2 separate regions of the Homo sapiens genome follow, and region 2 is linked to region 1. Evidence: chromatin loops called from intact Hi-C (ENCODE). Cell type or tissue: HepG2. All regions are shown on one strand. Each heading gives the region's core, and the rest is flanking DNA. Links, peaks and the distances in the headings are about the cores only.

What was found. A loop is a pair of places that touch in the nucleus more often than their neighbours do. Peaks named below come from ENCODE experiments on the same cell type or tissue, not always from the same donor. Only the 100,000 strongest peaks of a DNase experiment are listed, where the experiment ranks them.
Region 2: a loop joins it to region 1, with 6 times the contacts of the local background. A loop is called at or near these places in 2 of 110 quality-filtered maps.

What each region holds. Positions count from the first base shown.
Region 1 is chr11:18,109,108-18,120,476 of GRCh38, reverse strand. It overlaps the pseudogene SAA3P. Among named protein-coding and RNA genes, the nearest start is that of SAAL1, 8.7 kb to the right of the region's middle. In HepG2, for the core only: a CTCF peak has its summit at 4,789 (motif pointing left); DNase peaks (open chromatin) are centred at 1,686 and 4,796; H3K27me3 peaks cover 363 bases.
Region 2 is chr11:18,164,326-18,176,566 of GRCh38, reverse strand. It overlaps MRGPRX4 (MAS related GPR family member X4), which reads right to left and starts at 3,730. Exons shown (of 1, transcript NM_054032.3): 1 at 2,287-3,730. The coding sequence starts at 3,310. The coding sequence ends at 2,342. In HepG2, for the core only: a CTCF peak has its summit at 5,000; DNase peaks (open chromatin) are centred at 3,686 and 4,996; H3K27me3 peaks cover 266 bases.

The DNA.
Region 1 (11,369 bases), core at 730-8,729:
AGAGGAGGGAGAGGGAGAGGAGGGAGAGGGAGAGGGAGAGGGAGAGGGAAGTCCAGGATTTTCTTTTGTGGTGATGAAAATGTTTTGGAACTAGATAGAGGTGGGTATAACATTATGAATTAACTAAATACCCCGAATTGTAAACTTTAAAATAATTAATTTTATATTTGGTGAATTTCACCTCAATTAAAAAAAAAATTAGAAAAAGGCCAGGCATGGTGGCTCATGCCTGTAATTGCAGCGCTTTGGAAAGCCAAGGTAGGAGGATCACTTTGTGCCCAGGGGTTTGAGACCAGCCTGGGCAACATAGCAAAACCCTGTCTCAAAAAAAAAAAAAAAGAAAGAAAGAAAAAGGAAAAGAAAAAAAAGAAAGAAAGAAAGAAAGAGAGAGAGAAAACGGTAGAAGAAATAGGGACTAAAAACATTATATACTGTAGTCTACTCCAGTGATTTAATAGATCTAAAAGGCTCAGAAAACTGAGCCTTTTGGAGATGGAGAGACCTTCCCAAAATCACATCACTGGCTAGAAGCAGAGAGGTAGGGCAAGAACCCAGAAATTCCATACCACTGACCACCCAGCGTGTGTGTCTGATGGAGTTCAGCCTCAGCACCTTTTCCCTAGCTGACTCGTGAGATTACCGAAAGATTTTTCTTTCAAGTCTTTCACCCAGACTTCAAAGATGATTTTATGTCCTATTGTTACAGGACAGGGCTCAGGATCCAGACCCCCAAGAGAGGGTTCTTGGATCTTGCACAAGAAAGAATTCAGGGCGAGTCCACAGTGCAAAGTAAAAGCACATTTATTAAGAAAGTAAAGTGACAAAAGGACAGCTACTCCATAGACAGAGTAGAACGTTCCTGAAAGTCAGAAAAGGAACGTGTCCACCCTAGGCACAATTGCTTGTATACATGGGGAGATGTGTTCTGCTACAAGGGTTTGTGATAACAGATTTCTTCTTTTCTTTTTCTTTTTCTTTTCTTTCTTTCTTTCTTTTTTTTTTTTTTTTGAGACAAAGTCTTGCTTTGTTGCCTAGGCTGTAGTGAAGTGGCACAATCTCAGCTCGCTGCAACCTCTGCCCACCAAGTTCAAGCGATTCTCCTGCCTCAGCCTCCCAAGTAGCTGGGATTACAGGTGCCCACCACCACGCACAGCTAATTTTTGTATTTTTAGTAAAGACAGGGTTTTGCCATGTTGGGCAGGTTGGTCTTGAATTCCTGACCTCAGGTGATCCACCGCCTTGGCCTCCCGAAGTGCTGGGATTACAGGCGTGAGCCCCCGCACCCAGCCCTGTTTTCTTAATTACTATATTTTGCAAGAATCAATATTATTATCTTTTTTTTTTTTTTTGAGATGGAGTCTCACTCTGTCACCCACGCTGGAGTGCAGTGGCACAATCACGGCTCACTGCAACCTCCACCTCCTGGATTCAAGCAATTCTCCTGCTTCAGCCTCCCAAGTAGCTCGGACTACAAGCGCGTGCCACCACACTCAGCTAATTTTGCTTTTTGTATTTTTAGTAGAGATGGGGTTTCACCATTTTGCCCAGGCTGCTCTCGAACTCCTGACCTCGTGATCCACCCACCTGGGCCTTCAAAATTGCTGGGATTACAGGCGTGAGCCACCGCGCCCGGCCAATGTTATTATCTTCAAAGAAAAATTAGGAATGTCTTTGTTCTCCAAATATTGGGATATTTGCACACTCCCAAGTCTGGGTCTGTTTAGTAAACATTACGAATTTGTTCCCTTAACTGTAAACATCTAGAGGTTAGGAATGCCTAACTTTCTGAGCACGCAGCCTAGCAATCTCAGCCTCATTTTCCTAGCCCTCATGCCAAATAGAGTCGCTCTGGTTCAAACGTCTCTGACACTATGTGAAAATAAACCTTGGTCCTTATAACTGTAGTTCTAATTGGTAATCTTACTTACTAATGTCTTAATAATAGGTTGCCTTGGTAACAATATTGTAATTAATATTTCTGTCTCCTGGAAAATATAAATTATTATGCGTTTTCTTGGTTAAGGTGGAAGCTCTAAAATTAATTAAATGCTTTACACGTGCCCAGAATTAACCCAAGTCCCTGTCAGCATTAATCATTTAATCCTCACAACAACCCTACAAGGGAGTTGTATTTTTCTGCATCCTTCCTATATCTACTATTCTGGTAACTAGGATTCATTAAATGTGAATTTTTTGAGGGTAGTGATTTTGTATCATTATTTTCTTCATTTTATATTTAGGGAATATAAAGTTCTTCCCGCTGGTCTTCTAAGACTGGGGCTTAGGTCTGAGATGTCATTCTTAGTCATGATACCTGTGGACTTTTGGGCTTTTCTGATTTTTGTTTTTCTAATTCCTAATAGAATTAAGCCTTAGTATTCTCCTCTTCTACTTAAATTAATTGTAACTTAAAAGAATGGAGGTGTCTTGGGCCTCTCAATCAGCCTGGTCACACAAGGTTATCAGAGTAGTGCTACCATCTGATTTACTGTTCAATCCAGGCCATTGTAGACAATGAAAAGATGTGCCACTATTAAGCTTGGACAATAGACACTGATCTCATGCAAACCAGCACACGTAGTCACTTGTAAGAGACTGTTGGAAAATCCCTTTAAGGCCTGGGGACTCTGATATCATGACAGGAAATCTTTCTTTTTCAGGAGAAACAAGTGAAAAGAACTGACTGCCGTTATTGTCTATTATTCTCAGCTTGGCACCATAAGAAACTGCGTGTACCTTCCCGGAAGGCAGAATACATTAAGTAACAAAGGAAGAAAACAGGCAAGGCTTGTCAAAGTCCCTGTGAGGAGTTCCTCTTGGTATCTAGAAATCATACTCGCTTTCTTGCTCTTTTTCCTGTGAGTCAGTGTGTCACTTTGTCACCCAGGCTAGAGTGCAGTGGTGTGATTATGGCTCACCATAGCCTCCAACTCCTGGGCTCAAGCAGTCCTCCTGCCTCAGCCTCCTGAGTAGCTGGGACCACAGGTGCATACTACCACACCCCGCTAATTTAAAAAATATATATACAGATATATAGTGGAGATGGGGTCTTGCTATGTTTCCCAGGTTGGTCTTGAGTTCCTGGCCTCGAGTGATCCTTCTGCCTCAGCCTCCCAAAGTGCTGGTATTATAAGCATGAGCCAGTGTCTCCACGCCACTTGCTTTCTAATACTTCTGTATTAGTCCGTTCTCATACTGCCATAAAGAAATGACTGAAACTGGGTACTTTATAAAGAAAAGAGGTTATATTGGTTCATGGTTCTTTAGTCTGTACAGGAAGCATAGTGGCTTCTGCTTCTGGGGAAGCCTCAGGAAACTTTCAATATGGCAAAGGCAGAGCGGGAGTGAGGCATCTCATATGGTGGGAGCAAGGACAAAAGAGAGTGAGGGGGGAGGTACTGCACACTTTTAAATAACCAGATCTCAAAAGAATTCACTCACTATCACGACGACAGTACCAAGGGGGATGCTGTTAAACCTTTCATGAGAAACAGCCTTCCTGATTCAATCACCGCCCTCTAGGCTCCACTCCCAACATTGGGAATTACAATTGAACATGAAATTTGGGTGGGGACACAGATCCAAACCATATCAACTTCTATCAAAGAAGAGAATGACTTGAATAAAACGAGAAAGTAGATTTCCAGCATTGAATGGTTCCAAAGGGAGTAAAATAATTGTGACAGGATGTGATCATTGGCCCTCAATTTCTGCCTGAAGAAGAGTAGGAAAAAGGAGGTCTGGACATCACATGCCCTGCTTTATGAAGCAGCTCCTCCAAGTACACCATGACCAGTGGCTGTGGATGGTTGACAACTCCCCTCCTCTTCCCCCTCTTCTACTGTCTACTCCTGGGACCAAGTGAGCCACGCCAGCTCAGATACTACACTGACCACAGGGAATCCCACCTTTTCCAAGGAATGGAAGTTGTGTAGGGAATATTCAAATGTTGCTTAGCATTGCCTTAGATAAGAACCAAAGGGACAGGGAAATCCTCTGACAGCTATCTGCCTTATAACTTTCATTTTACTGTGCCTAAAATATGCTCAGAACCCAGAAAGAGGCATAATTCCTAATTTTGGCAGGCTCTAATCTAAAATAATGATTCTCAAACATGGTGTGACTTTTGTCTATTTGCTTTATCCTGGGTCACTGCTCCTCTTCTGTCAGATACTGGGATTCCAATGAGACAAATGGAAATGGAGACGTAGACCCTCTGACCTTCTATCTTTTATCTATACACATACACCTGTGTGTGTGTGTGTGTGTGTGTGTGTGCGTGTGTAAAACCGAGTGGGTTTTTTTCTTGGAATGAAAGAATGGACTAACATTACAAAAAATAAAAACTTGAAACAGAATGTGTATTATCCTTGGTTGTGTTTCCTTGGCCCTGCAGCAGGATGAAGCTCTCCACTGGCATCATTTTCTGCTCCCTGGTCCTGGGTGTCAGCAGCCAAGGATGGTTAACATTCCTCAAGGCAGCTGGCCAAGGTGAGGTCCACAGGATAGGGGGCAGGAGGCTGCTTCTGGCTGCCCCCAGGATGCAGCTGAGCAGAGGCCACATCCCCACTGGGCAAAGGTGCTAGTGATGCCACAGATGGATAGAGAAGGGGCATGGTTTTTCATAAGCGTGGTTCCTCATGCTTTTCTGGACAGCTTTGACACTCTTCTATGAGGATCCTCCAGCCGAGGTCGCATAAGGTGTGAGCTGCCTCTTTTCAGCAGGACCATGAGAGAGATGTGGAGTTGAGGGGTGCATGTTCCCATAATACCGGTGGGGCTCTACTGCCCCCTAGTGGGAAATCTGGGACAGTTCATGTCTATGTCTCCTGGGAAGCCAGGAAGCAGGTGGATCAAAAGTGTGAGGCGAGTCCATGGGGAAGCTGAACGGAGCCAACCGTCCCCATAAAAACAACCAAGCTTAGCTGAGATTTTAATACGTACTAGGCACTGTTTAAATGTACTAATGAATTGGTTTCCATCATTTAGTCCTATGATGCAAGCAGCATTATCCCTTAACAGAGAAGCTAACACACACACACACACACACACACTAACACACACACACACACACACACACACACAAACCCCAAGATACGTAAAGAAGTTCCAAAGCAGAGCAGGATTAACCCAGGCAGTCTTGCTCTGCAGAACTTGCTCTTAATCAAGGTACTCTGCTGCTTTCAAAACAAGAGTTTCGGATTTGTGAACACATAGCTCATCCTTTATCTAAGAAATGGCAAATAGGATGTGGTGCCTTTGGAAGGTAAGTCTAGCTCCACTTATCCCAGTAAAACCTACAGTGAATTACCTTGATGGTGGTTCTACTGGGGCTTATATATGGCCAGGAAACTGCTAGCAAGAGAAATATACCCCGAGGGCTGGGCACAGTGGCTCACACCTGTAATCCCAGCACTTTGGGAGGCTGAGGTGGGCAGATCACCTGAGGTCAAGAGTTCGAGACCAGCCTGGCCAACATGGCGAAATCCTGTCTCTACTAAAAATACAGAAATTAGCCGGGTGTGGTGGCATGCGCCTATAATCCCAGCCTCTCGGGAGGCTGAGGGAGAAGAATTGCTTGAACTCAGGAGGCAGAGGTTGCAGTGAGCTGTGATCACACCACTGCACTCCAGCCTAGGAGACAGAGCAAGACTCCATCTAGAGAGACAGAGAGAGAGAGAGAGGGAGAAATATACCCCACTAGCCATAATAAAGTGGCAAAATTTTGTTTTCAGAATGCAGTATTTTAAATTTCAGGTATTATTATTTTTCTGAGTCTCTGAAAAATGGTTTTAAGGATTTGCTTTTAATCCTATTTACATGTTCACACACTCAACTACAAATATCTTTCATTCCTTAGGTTAATATTTTTCAAAGGGTTGTTCTGGGACCACTTGCGTGAGAATCACCTGGATTCTGGGATGCTTTGTGAAATGAAATGAAGATTCCCGGGTCCATACCCTACCCCCTGCCCCCAGCAGCCACAGTCTCTTGGGACAGAGCCTAGAAATCTTGCCTTTGCTAAGCACCTCGGTAGATTTTTATGCACAGCAAAGGTTGAGAACCACTACCTCTTGTTTTGCTGCTGAAAGTGATAAAATGTGCCAGGAATTTTGGAAGTACTTATTAAGCCAATCTGAACATCAAGGAGCCATTTAAGTCAGTAACTCAGAGGAATAAGTAGAGTAAAAATGTCATAAACTCTCAATAAAAGCAATCAATTTAACACCAGGAGTAATAAATGCATAAAATGAAGATGAGTTATCTAATAGAGAAATTATATAAACCATGATTATAACTCTATATTTGAGTTCCCCCTTTTCCGTAATCAGTTAATTTTCTAAAAAATCTTCGTCACTTAATTCTAGCTTGATCAGATCCCTTCAGTCCGTAACTCCCTGCTCCTCATCTTAGTTTAGCCCTTCTTTTTTCTTATGCCACCTTTCCTAAGGACCAGAGAAGTGAAATGATAATATATTGGCCACCTACAATGTTCTAGACATCATACATGTATTTTCTCTGCTCTTCTGCATAATCACTGTGAGGCAGGCAATACTCCTCCATTTCATTGGGGAGGACATTGAGGTTCTGAACTAGTGGGTCAGTTGTCCTTTTTCTGAATTTGATTACCCAGTAGTATAAAGCTTTCTTAGGTAACTCACCTTTATCACTTGCTGACTGAATTCTGACAGATGTCAGTTTCTAATTATAGCCTGGACATTCAGATGTATTCAGGACCAAGTTGTCCTCACTCTACCTACAGGCATGAATTTCTCTCATTGACTAGGTTAGGAGCGCCATATGTCTGCAGCCTCCCTCAGAATCCCCTGTGTTCTCACACCAGGGAACTGAGGGTTCCCTGGGTCCTTCCAGGTAGAAGTTCATTGTACAATGAAACATCCCTTAAGGACCATTTCATCTCTTCTTTAGGTGCATCACACATGGTTAAAACAAAGTAATAACAGAACTTAGAATGGAATCAAACAGAATGAAACTTACACCAAGTACAATTCTCATTACATTAACCCAGAGAAGTGAAAAGTAGAAGAATATTTATTTCAAGCCAATATAATTTCCAAGGGCTTTGTTGAAGGCTGAAATCTTCGGGAGGAAAGTAGTGAGAAGAAAACTGTTCATTCCTCTATTTTCCCAGTATATAATTGTTTTGATCATTTTCTTTCCTTTCCAGGGACTAAAGACATGTGGAAAGCCTACTCTGACATGAAAGAAGCCAATTACAAAAAATTCAGACAAATACTTCCATGCTTGGGGGAACTATGATGCTGTACAAAGGGGGCTTGGGGCTGTCTGGGCTACAGAAGTGATCAGGTAATGCACATTCCTGATGTTGCCAGGAATGAGTGAGCAGAGCTTGACTGCCTTGGACAGTCAGGAGAGAGGTAAGCTCCTTGCAGAGAAGTTAGAGGCTGCAGCCCCTCCTCCTCTTGCCCTCTCTCTGCCTGTGTGCTTAGTGCGAGGGTCTGAGTGGATGGTAGAAGTGAGTGATTCCTCACCCTCCCTCTCTGGGTGCTGTTCATCCAGCCTAGGGGTGCCCAGCCTGGCTGAGTGGGGCAGTGCCCAGGCAGGGTCATTGTTTTCACCCCTCCTTCCTTGGCCTTCCTGGGCTTCTCCCAGAGTCCTCCCTTGGAAAGCAGAGAATGGGAAGGTGGGCTGTTGCTCACTGGCCTGGTGATTAATCTCCTTGCTTGCCTGGACTACAGCGATGCCAGAGAGAACGTCCAGAGACTCACAGGAGACCATGCAGAGGATTCGCTGGCTGGCCAGGCTACCAACAAATGGGGCCAGAGTGGCAAAGACCCCAATCACTTCCGACCTGCTGGCCTGCCAGAGAAATACTGAGCTTCCTTTTCAATCTGCTCTCAGGAGACCTGGCTGTGAGCCCCTGAGGGCAGGGACATTTGTTGACCTACAGTTACTGAATTCTATATCCCTAGTACTTGATATAGAACACATAAAAATGCTTAATAAATGCTTGTGAAATCCAGTTTGTTATTGGAATCTGGAAGCAGAATATGACAGTCTTCCTGGGATCATGGGCCTGTTTAGTACCATAGGGATGACCAATAAACATCACTGTTTTATTTTTTAAAACATAAAGCACTAATGCACAATAGTGGGAATTGGGGAGAAAACTATATCTATACATGGACCACATTGTATGGACCATAATATGGACCAACTATAAGCCTATAATTATATGGTTCATAAAATAGAAAAGATAATAAGATAATCCTATGAACAACTTCAGTAATGAAGCCTAAAACTAAATTAAAAATCAACAAATCATAGAAAAATACAATTTACAAATACCGACTAAAGAAGAAATGAGAATCTAGATTAGCCTGTAATTATTTTAAGAGATTAAATCTTCTTACAAAGAAAACAGCAGGCCCAGATGGTTTTGTAGACAAATAATATGCCTTCAAAAAGGCAAATAAGGGCCAGACATGGTGACTGATGCCTGTAATCCTAACACTTTGGGAGGTTGATGCGGGAGGATTGCTTGAAGCCAGGAGTTTGAGACCAGCCTGGGCAACATAGCAAGCCCCCATCTCTATAAAACAAAAAACAAACAAACAAACAAAAAACAGCCAGGTGTGGTTATGTGCACCTATCATCCCAGCTGCTTGGGAAGCTGAAGCCAGAGGATAGCTTGAGCCCAGGAACTCAAGGTTGCAGTGAGCTATGATCACACCACTGCACTCCAGCCCAGGTAACAGAGCAACACCCTGTCTCTAAAAAGAAAGAAAAGAAGAAATGGAAAAATGAAGAAAGGAAGAAGAGAGTTAGAAAGAAGGAAAGAAATAAATAAAGATGCAAAAAAAAAAAAAAGCAAAAGTACTTGGAGTTACAATGAATTGGCCCCAGCAGTGACCATCTCCAAGTTCACTGTGTAGCCTGAGGTTATTCCTTTCATAATCCCAGAAAATCCTGGATTCTTGGAGAGGGGTGTTCTCAGACACTCCACATAGTTTATTTCCCAAGTTGGATCCTCTCTCCTGGGTCTTGCTGGCCCAAGTATCTCTGGTTACAGTGGACTGTTTCTAGGCCCCTCTATGTCCAGGCCTCCTTTCTGTCCAGTCAGCTATGTCCTTTCCTTTTTTCTTCCCCCCAGGAATCTGGATTCCTCAGTGTTCTCTTTCCCTGCCACGAAGGCATAATCCCAGGAATCTTTCCCCACTTCATTTCCCAAACCCAGTGTCAACCAGTCCCTGTCCATGGTACTAAGAAATACCTTTCAAAGCTATTTCTCTTATCTTTTTGACTACTCCTTGGTTCGTGCCAGGGTAAAATGTCATCTTCTCAATGAATCAGATCTGTCAGCTCCTAAATCCTTACCCTGGGGTAATAATGAATGCCTCTATAGCACTTTGTTCATGCCTTCTTGAGAATCCAGTTCCATCCTTGTCAGAGTCAGTGGTTAATATGGCAGTACTCCTGCTGGTTGATTTTCAAGCTCATCTAAACGAGTCAATGGCAGTGAAAGAATGTGTGATCATGATAAAGGTGGTAGAATGACAGTTACTATTCATGGTGCGGTGACCAAGGGCCAGGCACTGGTCTAAGTGATTTCTTCTGTTATCCACTGGATCCTCACACTTTAATTATCCTTATTTTAGAGCTCAGGAAACGTGAGGCACAGACAATTTAGATAACATACACAAGTTGCACTGCTAGTTTGATGCTAGAGTCAACATTCTGAACCATTTGCTGTAACTAGCAATTGCATTGGAGTTTAGAACTTATAAAACACGCTTGCACATATGAGTTCATGTAATCACTGCTCCTATGAATGTATTCCATGAGCTACCCTAGTTAGTAATCTATGAATCTCATATCAAATCTGTGTGTGTGAGGAGCAATAAGGAGCTGAGAAAAAACCAGCAAGATGGAGGAGGTTGCATCGCTATTCAAGGGAGCTGTGGAGAGGCGTCTCCAGCGATGGAGGTGGTATATGTGAAGAATCCACAACACACATACACAGAATCAGCTTCAAACACCTGCTGGGCCCAAAGAACATGAAACCATCTTATGAAAACACCAGTCAAGTAAGAATTTTCCTTTCCCTCCCCTCTCACTTCCAATCCTTCCCCCCTAATCGGGGAGAGGTCAGAAAGAGCAGCTGTCTATCTGTGGGAGGAGGAAGCAGGGAAGGAAACAAAGTCATCACCCCCCTCCAGACTGAAGTACCCATCTATAGTGGGCTTAACTAGGAAAGGGGAGAGAAATTTTCATTTTAAATGAATTGGAAGCTTCAAATCATGACTTGGACCTGGACTTTCTAGTTACCATTTTGAGATAAACTAAATGCCATCAAACCTGTGGCTTTAAATTACTACCTGTATAACACTGTTTGTTTTGTTTTGTTTTGTTATTTGAGACAGAGTCTTGCTCTGTTGCCCAGGTTGGAGTGCAGTGGCATGATCACCACTCACTGCAGTCTCAACTTCTTGGGCTCAAGCTACCCTCCCACCTCAACCTCCTGAGTAGCTGGGACTACAGGTGCTCCCCACCACACCTGGCTAATTTTAAAAAGAACATTTGTAGAGACAGGGTCTTACTATGTTGCCCAGGTTGGTCTTGAACTCCTGGGCTCAAGTGATCCTCCCACCTTAGCCTCCCAAAATGCTGAGATTACAGGCATGAGAACACCGTACCTGGCCTGTACAGTACTTTCAATAACCTTTGAGTAACTAGGGAAGGCATGAATTGACTTGTGTTCAGGATCAAAGTGAGAGATATTGGGACAAAAAAAAAGAAAGGAAAAAAAACCTGCTTTCTGGTTATAAAATGTAATTCTGTTTGATTAGCACACTGATGACATTGGAGAGTGTGTAATAACTAAGGATTATGATTAATCCAATTCTGTGCACCTGAGATCCAAAGAGAAAAGAAAAAAAACAAAACTCATGGAGCCTAGCTGTGAGTATCAGACTCAAATAAAAGTTGAGAAGACATTGGGAGGTTATCTCAGTAATGCCAACAACTTACAAATGAATTTTAGACTGGCCTCTTTCTTTTTTTTTTTTTTTTTTGAGACAGGATCTCACTCTGTCACCCAGGCTGGAGTGCACCGGTGCGATTTCAGCTCACTGCAACATCCACCTCCCAGGCTCAAGCCATCTTCCCAGCTGGGAATACAGGTGTGCGCAACCATGCCTGGCTAATTTTCATATTTTTTGTAGAGACCAGGTTTCTCCATGTTTTCCAGGCTGGTCTTGAACTCCTGACCTCAAGTGATCAGCCCACCTCAGCCTCCCAAAGTGCTAGGATTATAGGCATGAGCCATCGCGCCCAGTCCTGGCCTCTTCTTTTTAAAACTCATTTTTATTTTATTAAGAATAAAA
Region 2 (12,241 bases), core at 1,603-9,602, 55 kb before region 1:
GCCTTTTCAAGATGCTGGACAAACCTGTGATTTTCAGGTGGAAGCTGCTTGAGAAAAATAGTTACTGATACTCTCCTAAATTCCACACCTAGTCTGTTGCACTAGAAATTCCAAGACATGTTCTCTGCTCTTAAAGACCTCAGAGTGCAGTTGAAGAGAAAGATGTGAGGACAAACAATTGAAATACACTGTTATAACTGCTGTAGTGGAGCAATGTCTGAGGCCAAGTGAGTTCAGAATGGGCTTCAGGGACAGAATCTAAGCTTTCATAAAATTGAAATTTTCTTCTGTCAGAAAAAAAGAGTCACTAACGTCAAAATAAGCAGTGTCCCAGGTGAGAACCAACATTATTTGATTCAATTGCCAGGTGAAAATTCTCTACAGAATTCCTCATGATAAACAACATCTTTGACCAGAACTGTTCAATTGATATCACAGACTCCCAGAATGGGCTCTCTCAATAACCCTCAGTCTGAACTAAAGACATCACATCAAAGCTCCTTTTGTGGAGCATTGGCTGCAAACACTGCCTTCCTGCTTCCTCCAACCTGTAGGAAACCCTTACCTACAGCTATGTCCTACTATGGCATTTGGAAATCGAGGGTGGACAGATAGGATTCAGCATCAGCGAGTGCTGAGCCTGGAAGAGCAATGGATCTGCACTCAGGGGACCTGAGTTCAACATTGTGAACAATGTGATACGAGCCACGAATAAATTTGGTTGGACAAATTGAAAACTATACACCTGTTTATTGTTATAGACCTCTTTATTGCTTTCATAGCTACTTTGTACTGTCTCCTGTATACTCAAAATGCATGTGTCAGCTCCCCTCAGTGAGGGTTAATCTGAGGGGCAGCCTCACTGTCTATGATCAGCACAGACCCTGCTGTGATGTCACATCTTCTCTTGGTGGTCTCTTCTGTCTGCTTGAGCTATCTGTTGAAGGGATAACCACTGGTGGAGAATAGTCCTGAATTTTGTACTGATCCTGTTTTTATAATTAAATGTTTTTAATTGTGGTAAAATGCACATAACATACATTTTACAACTTTCACCATTTTATTTGTACAATTCAATGTCATTAAGTGCATTCACAATAAGTCGTAACCGTTACCACTGTCCCTTTTAAGAACTTTGCATTATTCCACACAGAAAGTCTGTGCTCATTAAATAATGGCTACACATTCTCTCCATCATCCAGCACCAGGATCCTTCTAATTTATTTTCTGTGTTCACGAATTTCCTAGTTTGGATACCTCGTAGAATTTGACCATACAATATTGTTCTTTGGTATCTGGCATATTTTCCTTAGCACAATGTTTCCGTGTTCATCTAAGTCACAGCATGTATCAGAATTTTGTACCAACTGTAAGTTATTATCCGGATACTATAATTGACATTAGCATGGAAAAGTCAGATGTTTTCAGTTTTGCTTCTTATGTTAACAGCCATAAAATTAACTGAAAGTTACAGCCAGAACAATTTGTACAAAACCTGAAAGTATGAAGAATTCTCCTACAACTTAAAGACTCTGTAAATGAATAATAAATGGTTTTCAAGATAATTTCCAGTTTGAAACCAATTTTAATTTCCAATGGCCAAAATGGAACTGGTGGGGTGTATTTATAGGCTCCTCACTGGTCCGTTAGTCCAGGAAGAGCTAAATAAGCACTTACCAGTTCTCAAGGGGAAGGGGCCACGATTGTCTTTACTAGAAACCAAAGCCAACGTGTGACCATGTGTGGACAAATGACAGGAGAGGGCTATTCATAAAACCAATTTCTAAGACTGTTTTTATGAAGGGAGAATCTCTCTCTAAGGACATTATTTTGCTTTATATCTGAGAATTCAATGGAATTTAGAGGTAGCAGAACTCACTTATTAAGAATTGAGCTTCCAACTGCAGTAATGCCTCCAGTCATAGAAGGGAACATGATTTTCAGGGGAACATAGTCTGACAGATTAATAAGGAATCTTCCTTTTTGATACTATCAGGTAGGAAACAAGTATAAAGAAGAGTTTTAGGGTTGTGGACAGGAACTCCTTTTATTACAATGAAAAGTGCAGAAAAAGTGTTCAGTAGGAAAGATTCAGTGCAAGATAACAGGGAAAATGTATTGGTAATATCAAGGAGAATCCAAACATTGTACTGTCAGACTAATGCTTTCCATGGGTGAAAACTGCAACTGTCAGGTTAGATAAACATTTATTTGAAGACCTTGAGTTACCACTGAGACATTTCTGAGGCGAAACGCTAAGAAAAACGCATGTAATTGTCAAGGGTGGCAGGACAGTGTTGCTCTCAAAGTCCCGTCTGACTGACAGGGCAGAGGCTCTCCCTCATGGCCCCAATCTGCTTCCCGACAGCTCCAGGCTTTCCTCAGGAAGCTGCCCTTCACCTTTATCCACCTCAGGCTTGTCCTGCAGAGCCCTCTGGAGAACCAGCTTCAGGTTCTGCCTATTTTGACGCTGCCTAAAGGAGCCCACGAAGAAGTAAATGATGGGGTTGGCACTACTGTTTAGAGAGGACAGGGACATGCAAACCAGATAAACATGACAATATAAGACTTCCAAATTCAGGTGCATCCTGTAAATTAGGGCCCCCAGAATGCCGAAGGGCAGGCCGCAGAGGAGGAAGACCAGCACTGTGAGCAGGATGGTCACGTACAGCCTGGTCAGCGGCATCTTCCGGGATCCACAGAGGATCCTGACCAGCAGGACCAGGCTGGAAACACAGAGAACCACACATAAAAAAATCAGCCACGCGACTGGGATGAAATCTGACGTTTCACACCAACTAGAATCAGCACCACTAAACAGGAAGTCACAGAACCTCCACTCCAGCATACTAAACAGCAGGGACAGGCCCCAGAGCAGGACACACACGACCGCTGACAGGTGTGTGGGGCGGCGGCAGCGGTACCAGATGGGCCACAGAACAGACAGGCAGCGCTCGGTGCTGATGGCGCTCAGCATACTCAGGCCTGTAAAGTAGGGAAAGGTCATCACAGAAACGAGGATTTTGCGGATGAGATGGCTGATATTGATGAGGCGTAATGGCAAACGTATAATCTGGAAGCTGAGGAAGAGGAAGTCTGCTGCGGCCAGGTTGAGGATGTAGATGGAGACAGCGTTCCTGCGCATGCGGTAGCCCAGGAGCCAGAGCACAACCGCGTTTCCTGTCAGTCCGACAAGGGAAATGATGCACGTCAGCACCGTGAAGCTCAGGGTCTGATTGTAGCAAGGAGTCTCCTCACGTCCGTTGATTGGTGTCAGTTTTGTACCGAAGACTGGGACGGTTGGATCCATGCTCAGAAACCCTAGTCTGGTGCCCCTGGGAACACAAACCAGATGTGATCACCAGCTGTATCATCTCTGATTCTCCCCACCACCCTGCCGTATGGGATTTACTGTCCTCATTTAAAGAAGAGAGAAACAGAGGCTCGCAGATAATAAGTCACTTACCAAAGGTGGGGGTCCTCAAATCCAGTTTGAAATCCAGTTCTTGTTGACTCTGAAGCCTGACATCTCTCTACTGCCACACAAGTTCTGTGCTGACATGGGAATAACATTAGGATCAAAACACCCCCACTCATCCGGCCAGGGCTTTGGACCCGATGATTAATCTATCCTGGGTCTGAAATTTTCTTTCAGGTGGAGGAATTCAGATACACAAAGAGGTGGTTGTGACACACTCGTGACTAGGACTGGTCATCCATGGACAGGAAGGAAGACCATGCATTATGAACTAGAGGAAAATGTGACCTTTGCTAGGATAAGTGTGAAAATGGCTGGGCCTGGTGGGTGAGAAATAACTCAGTGTGTCAGTCATTGCAGACAGGACTACATTTTACATTTTATACTCCCAGTGCCTATTTCCATGAGCAGCACACTGTGCTTTTCATATACATTCATTCAATGAATGAATGCATGCATGAGACTAATGGTACTGGTAGATTTGGATGAAATGGAAAATAAAGATGAAAGCACAATGTAAGGTATTAGAACACACACGTATAACTGGATGAAGAAAATTTAATTCATCAGAATTCTATTTGTGGAAAGCTGTATCTGTGTTGAGAAGAATTCTTGATGTGTGCCCAAAACTTGAAATTGACCACTGATGTGCCTTTGAAATGAAGACTCAGTGTGGCTTTGCTGAACACCTAGAAGCATTTTTGTACACAGTGTTTGGGTAGGGTGTGGGTCTGAGCTGAATTACTCAGCAATAGAACAGAGGAAAGAGTAAGTGAAGATGAGGTCTGAGTGTAACTGACGGAGGTAATTGAAGTGTGGAAATATCTATGGGGGACTACTAAGTGTTCTGCTGGGTATACACAATGTAAACTTTTTGGTTCTCTCTTTCAGGAGATCTTTGGTAGCATTTCTTTGTTGATGCAAACATTTGTATGAGAGGCGTCCATGAGGGGAAATAGGCGATGTGTAGGGCTTGGAGTGTAAAGAGAGAGATTCATGCAGATTTCAACTGGAGAATGAGGATTAGGTCTAATCTGGGAGAATAACAGCAGCTGATTGAGAGTTTGTAAGGTATTGTCTCTTTTAATCACCCGAAGAGCCTAGGAGGTAAGAATTGGTATTATTCCCATATGGCAGATAATGCAATTGGAGCACAACGAAAGGGAATTATTTGTCCCAGGGGTTATGTATTACATAGTATGAATTTGAGTCCGGCAGGTCTGACTCACAATCCAGTCTTGGAGCAGCCCTTTATACCCAGCACCACCCTGTGTCGATTATATATGTTACAGGGAGTAAAGCAGAGGAGTGATTCTCAAGTTAAATCCAAGTTGGCAGCCAAAATTGTGGATTGAAAAAAAAACTGACCTAAGCAAACTCCACATAGAGAAGGAGAGGCAAATCAAAGAGGGAACAAAATAGAGGTGAGTGAATGCCATTTAGGAATAAATTCAGGAGTTCCTTTTTGCCTATCAGAGGTCACATTTGCTCTGGAATCCTGAGGATGCACAGGGGCAGGAGGCCTCCTGGTGGACAGAAGATGCACCCTTTGCTGGGAGTACAGAGAAGCATCAGGAGTGAATGCATCCATCATGAGCTCTCTTAGAGGGGCAAGGTGCCACAGCCCTGATTGGCCCAGAAAGGAAATGGGAGGAAAAGGAGAGCCTCTGTTATCCACACTCAGGGCACTAAAGAGTTTCTCTATCTATATTTATGGTATGATATGTTTGTCTTCCTCATGAAAACCAAAGCTCCATAAGGACTAAGTCATACCTGTCATTTTCCCTGTAGTATCACCAACATTTAGCCTGTGTTCCTTAAAGACCATCTATGGTATTATCCTCATATAACATAAGATGAAGCCAAGGCATAGAGAATTAAAGGGTTTTCCTGAGTTCACAACACGAAGAGCAAGTCTAATACCAGCCCCTGGTCCCTGGAACCCTGCATGAGGCTCCAGTTCTGTTCTCTGCCCCATCATTCATTATTTCTGAGGAGTTCCTGAAAAATCTTGATGTGAGCACAGAGTCAGAGACAATCAGGGCTGAAGAGACTGCTAGATTGCCCCAATATTCATTTTCCTCTTCGGTCACATAACAATTCTGAGAGTATAAAAGCAGCACAAAGACCCACATCCCAGTTTTCCTTGATGCTGGATGACATTGTATGACCAGGTGCTGTTAAGTGGAAGAATCACAAAGTGATGTAAGCAATTCCTTGCTCACAGGATCAATAGAAGGAGTAAAGCCTCTCCTTCCCCTCGTCCTTTTCCATAAGGCTGGAATGCTGATGTAGCTGGAAACCATGCAAGATCACAAAGATGAGGGCAACTCTCTAGGGACTGGGAGCCCCAATTTTTGGAATTCTGATGTGTGACGCCTTGGAGCTTCTACTTCAGATTTCAAAGATAGTCATTTCTGGGTATTCACAGGGGATTTTTTCCAGAACTTTAGCACACACCAAAATCTGCAGATGCTCTATTTCCTTCTATGTGGTATTTGTATATACCTATGCACTTTCTCCCAGATATGTTAAATCATTTTTAGTTATTTAGAATAACTGACGAAATGCAAATGCTATGTAAATTCTTGTTATATTGTAGTTTTTCAGAAATAATGACGAGGAAAAACAAGTTTGTACCTGTTCAGTACATACACAACTCCACCATACCCTTATTTTTGGAATAGTTTCCACCTGTGGTTTGTTGAATTTGCAGATTCAGAATCTAGTGACCCAGAGACACAATTATACTTTTTTGTTTAAGATATTTCTACTTCATGTCTTTTTTAGAGCAGCCAAACTTAGATTCTAAACAAATAAATATGTTCTCTTTTTAAATTACATTTTATTTTCTATGCATTTTTGACAAATGCAAACATTTCTGCATAAAAGTGACAGTAGAGAAAGACATGCCAAACATTAAAGTAGTCTCATGGAGCTGAAATGAGACAGGAATCAATCACCTTCAGGCAGAGCAAGCCTCAGGAAGTAGGAGGATATAAGAAGGTAAGAGGAATAGTCTCATTTGGCATGAGGATTTGCTTTCCGTTCTTCTCTATCCTGTTTGACATCCCAAGTGAGTGGCTTCCATGTACCACATTAGTAGGATTCTTTTTATTTCTGGTTTCTAATGAAATTGAGACACTGGGACATACTGGCAGGAGACTGGAAGACAGCAGGAGAGTGACTTGGGATTTCCATCTCCTGGCTCTCTGCCTGCATATTAGTTCCTTCTTGCATTGATAAAAAGAAATACCTGAGACTGGGAAATTTATGAGGAAAACAGGTTTAATTGGCTCATGGCTCTACAGGCTATGCAGGAAGCATAGCAGCTTCTGCTTTAGGGGAGGCTTCAGAAAGCTTCCAATCCTGATGAAAGGCAAAGGGGGAGCAAGGCATCTCACATGGTGAGAGCAGGAGCAAGAGAGAGAGGGAGGAGGTGCTACACACTTTTAAACAATTAGATTTCATGAGAACTTATCAGTATCAAAACAATAATACCAAAAGGGGATGGTGTTGAAACATTCATGCAAAATCATCCCCATGATCTAATAATCATCCCACCAGGCCCTCCCTCCAACAATGGGAATTACAATCAACATGAGATTTGGGTAGGGACACAGATCCAAACCATATCGGCCTGTGTGGTTGTGTGTTGGCTGTGCAGGGCTTCTCCACCTGCCTGCTCGTGCTCTCCCACCCCTATGGCTACAACTATGGCTATGGCGACAATGGTAACTGCTCCTTCCCTGTGCCTTTCAGCCTAGGGGAGGAAGTAGTGCTCCCCTATGTATTGCTGCTTGAGGTGCTTTGCCATGCCTCATCTCTTTCCCTTAACCCTGCGCATCTTTGTAAATACTTTCCTCACGAAACACTCCTTAATTATTTCAGTTTGGACTATCTATAACTTCCTTGGTCCTTTCCAGATAGGCAAAGAAGAATAAATTTAAAAAGTAAGTGAAACAATAAAACCGGCCCTACAGCAGTTCAACTCTGGGAAGAAATGTCTTCATGTCTTCTGGCTCCTTAAATGAATGTAAGAGGCAGCATTCTCTCCAGGAGAGCAGATTGAATGATTGGAATGAAGGAGATGATACGGGGAGATAAATCAGAAGGGGGACCCCATTTGGAACTCACACAGTTTGGGCTGGCAGCACTCAGTTTCCAAAACGAAGCTTCGTGTCTCCTGTCTTTTCCTGAAACAAGCTCATGACCCCCTGCATGTAGCACCAAGGTGGAAGCACAGGACATGATCTGATAGCAAAAACCATAACTGACCATGGAAGAAGACAGTTCTTGGTACTTACCCTTATCTTTCCTTCTTTTGTCCTGTGGTGAAGACCTCCCTTGTGCTAAAGGTAGAGAGCCTTTCTGGGATTCAGTGTCTTCAGAGGACTTTTCTGTGTTGCTTAATTCAGGAGATGCCTACAGGAGCTGAAATGAAAGCTGGTTAGCAATCCAGGCTTATGAAGATGCTGGACAGTCTTGTTATTTCCTGTATGAGGACTATGGACAAATCAGAGGCCAGAGGTATTTGAGGCACAAATCCTAACTGAGATGATTCTTGGCCTCTGTCCCATATCCAATACATATCAGCCTCTCCCATCATGTCCCATCTTGTTCAGCTTCCTGTAAGTAATTGCTGTCCTGATTTTGAAAATCAATTATGGGCCTAGATATCAGATTAAGTAATGTGAACTTTCGTTATGAGGCTTTTTAACTAAAGAAATAAGTAGATCATAGGATCATCAAGGCTGAAAATGGCCTGACACCATGTTTCGGTGTTTTCTTTATCATAGTGGTGATATATTCATGTGTATGCTTTCTTTCCAAGTGGTAGAGAAGTGTATGCAAAGTGAAAATCTAGAATGTCATTGTCCAGAGGCTACCACTTGCTACACATTTTTTTCTAACTTCTTTTATTATTATCAACTCTGAACATTAAACTTTTTAAAAGTTCTGTGAAATTAAATCATTTGTTGTTATTATTTTTATTTCAATGGGTTTTGGGGGAACAGGTGGTGTTTGCTTACATGGATAAGTTCTTTAGTGGTAATTTCTGAGATTTTGGGGCACCCATCACCTGAGCAGTGTACACTATACCCAATGTGTAGTCTTTTATCCCTCACCCCTCTTCCATCCTTCCCCTGAAGTCCCCATAGTTCATTATATTATTCTATGCATTTACATCCTCACAGTTTAGCTCTCACTTGTAAGTGAGAATATATGATGTTTGGTTTTCCATTTCTGAGTTACCTCAGTTAGAGTAATATGTCCAGTTCCATCTAGGTTGCTGTGAATGCCATTATTTTATTCCTTTTTATGGCTGAGTACTATTCCATGGTATATAAATGTATACGTGTACTATATACATAGTTGTATATATATATATTTATATATATTTAATGGGATTGATGGATGAAATGGTAGATCCACTTTTACTTCTTTAAGAAATTTCCACACTGTTTTTCATAGTGGTTGTGCTAGTTTACATTCCCACCAGCAGTGTAAAAGTGTTCCTTTTTTACCACATCCCCGCCAACATCTATTATTTTTAGATTTTTAAATTATGGCCATTCTTGCAGGAGTAAGGTGGTATCGCATTATGGTTTTGATTTGCATTTCCCTGATCATTAGTGACGTTAAGCATTTTTTCCTATGTTTGTTGTCTGTTTCTATCTCTTTTTTTGAGAATTGTCTATTCATGTTTTTAGCCCACTTTTTGATGGGATTGTTTGCTTTCTTCTTGCTGATTTGTTTGAGTTCCTTGTATTCTGGATATTAGTCCTTTGTCAGGTGCTTAGTTTGTGAAGATTTTCTTACTCGGTGGGTTGTCTGTTTGCTCTGCTGACGATTGCTTTTGCTGTGTTAAAGCTTTTTAGTTTAATTAAGTCCCATCTATTTATTTTTGTTTTTGTTGCATTTACTTTTGGGTTCTTGGCCATGAAGTCTTTGCCTAAGTGAATGTCTGGAAGGATTTTTCTGATATTATCTTCTAGAATTTTTATGGTTTTAGGTCTTAGATTTAAGTCTTTGATCCATCTTGAGTTGATTTTTGTAGAAGGTGAGAGATGAGGATCCAGTTTCATTCTTCTACATGTGGATTGCCAATTATCTCAAAACCATTTGTTAAATAGGCTGTCTTTTCTCTACTTTATGTTTTCATTAGCTTTGTCAAAAATCAGTTGACTGTAAGTATTTGGCTTTATTTCTGGATTCTCTCTTCTTTTCCATTGGTCTATGTGCCTAGTTTTATGCCAGTGCTATGCTGTTTTGGTGACTATAGCTTTGTAGTATAGTTTGAAGATGGGTAATGTGATGCCTCCAGATTTGTTCTTTTTGCTAAGTCTTGCTTTGGCTATGTGGGGTTTTTTGTTTCCATATTAATTTTAGAATTTTTTTCTAGTTCTGTGAAGAATGACAATGGTATTTTGATGGGAATTGCATTGAATTTGTAGATTGCTTTTGGCAGTATGGTCATTTTCACAATATTGATTCTACCCATCCATGAGCATGGGATATGTTTCCATTTGTTTGTGTCATCTATGATTTCAGCAGTGTTTTGTAGTTTTCCTTGTAGAGGCCTTCCACCTCCTTGGGTAGGTATATTCCTAAGTATTTTTTTTTTTTACAGTTACTGTAAAAGTGTTTGAGTTCTTGATTTGATTCTCAGCTTGGTCACTGTTGGTGTATAGCAGTGCTACTGATTTGTGTACATTTAGTTTGTATCCTGAAACTTTACTGAATTTATGTATCAGTTCTAGGAGCTTTCTGGATGAGTCTTTAGGGTTTTCTAGGTATACAATCGTATCATCAGTGAACGGGACAGTTTGACTTCCTCTTTATCGATTTGGATGGTCTTGATTTCTTTCTCTTGTCTGACTGCTCTGGCTAAAGCTTCCAGTACTATGTTGAATAGAAGTGGTACTATGTTGAATAGAAGTGGTGAAAGTGGGCATCCTTGTCTTGTTTCAGTTATCAGGGAGAATGTTTTCAACTTTTCCCCATTCAGTATAATGTTGGCTGTGGGTTTGTCATAGATGGCTTTTATTACATTAAGGTATGTCTTTTCTATGTCGATTTTGCTGAAGGTTTTAATAATAAAGGGTGCTAGATTTTGTCAAATGCTTTTACAGCTTCTATTGAGATGATCATGTGATTTTTGTTTTTAATTCTGTTTATGTGATGTATCACATTTATTGACTTGTGTATGTTAACCTAACACTGCATCCCTGCTATGAAAACCACTTGACAATGGTGGATTATCTTCTTGATATGCTGTTGGATTGGGTTAGCTAGTATTTTGTTGGGGATTTTGGCATCTATATTCATCAGGGATACTGGTATGTAGTTCCTTTTTTGTTATGTCCTTTCCGGTTTTGGTATTAAGGTGACACTGGCTTCATACAATGCTTTGGCAGGATCCTCTCTTTCTCTATATTTTGGAATAGTTTCAGTAGGATTGGTACCAATTCTTCTTTGAATATTTGATAGAATTCAGCTGTGAATACGTCTGATCCTGTACTTTTTTGTTGGCAATGTCTCTTTAATTTTTATTTCAATCTCTCTGCTTTTTTTTTTTTTTTTTTTTGGTCTGTTCAGAGTTTCTGTTCCTCCTAGTTTAATCTAGGAGGTTTGTATATTTCCAGGAATTTATGCATATCCTCTCGGTTTTCCTGTTTGTACATGTAAAGGTGATCACAGTAGCTTTGAAGGATCTTTTGTATTTCTGTGGTATTGGTTGTAACATCTTCTGTTTCATTTCTAATTGAGCTTATTTGGATCTTCTCTGTTCTTTTCTTGGTTAAAGTTGCTAATGGTATATCAATTTTGTTTATGTTTTCAAAGAACCAGGTTTTTGTTTCACTTTTCTTTTGTTTCATTTGTTTTTTTTTTTTCATTTACTTCTGCTCTGATTGTTTTTATTTCTTTTCTTCTGCTGGGTTTGGGTTGAGTTTGTTCTTCCTTCTCTAATTCCTTGAGATGTAACCTTAGATTGTCTATTTGTGCTCTTTCAGACATTTTGATGTAGGCATTTAATGCTATGAACTTTACTCTTAGCACCACTTTTGCTGTATCCCAGAGGTTTTGATAGGTTGTGTCACTATTAGCATTTAATTCATAGAATTTTTAAATTTTCATCTTGATTTCATTGTTGACCCAATGATAATTCAGGAACAGGTTATTTAATTTCCATGTATTTATGTGGTTTTGAAAGTTCCTTTTGGAGTTGATTTCCAATTTAATTCCACTGTGTTCTGAGAGAGTACTTGATATAAATTCAATTTTCTTAAATTTATTGAGACCTGTTTTGTGGCCTACATATGGTCTATCTTGGAGAATGTTCCATGTGCTGATGAATAGAATGTATATTCTGCAGTTGTTGGGTAGAGCGTTCTGTGAATATCATTAAGTCCATTAGTTCTAGGGTATAGTATTTTATTTTGTTTATTCATTATTGTTATTTTTTTGAGATGGAGTCTCACTCTGTTGCCCAGGCTCGTGTGCAGTAGCGCTATCCTGGCTCACTGCAACCTCCGTCTACTGGGTTCAAGCAATTCTTCTGCCTCAGACTCCCAAGTAGCTGGGACTACAGGCACATGCCACCACGCCTGGCTAATTTTTTATATTTTAGTAGAGACGGGGTTTCACCGTGTTGCCCAGGCTGGTCACGAACTCCTGAGCTCAGGCAATCCACCAGCCCTGGCCTCCCAAAGTGCTGGGATTACAGGCGTGAGCCACCGTGCCGGACCTAGGGTATAG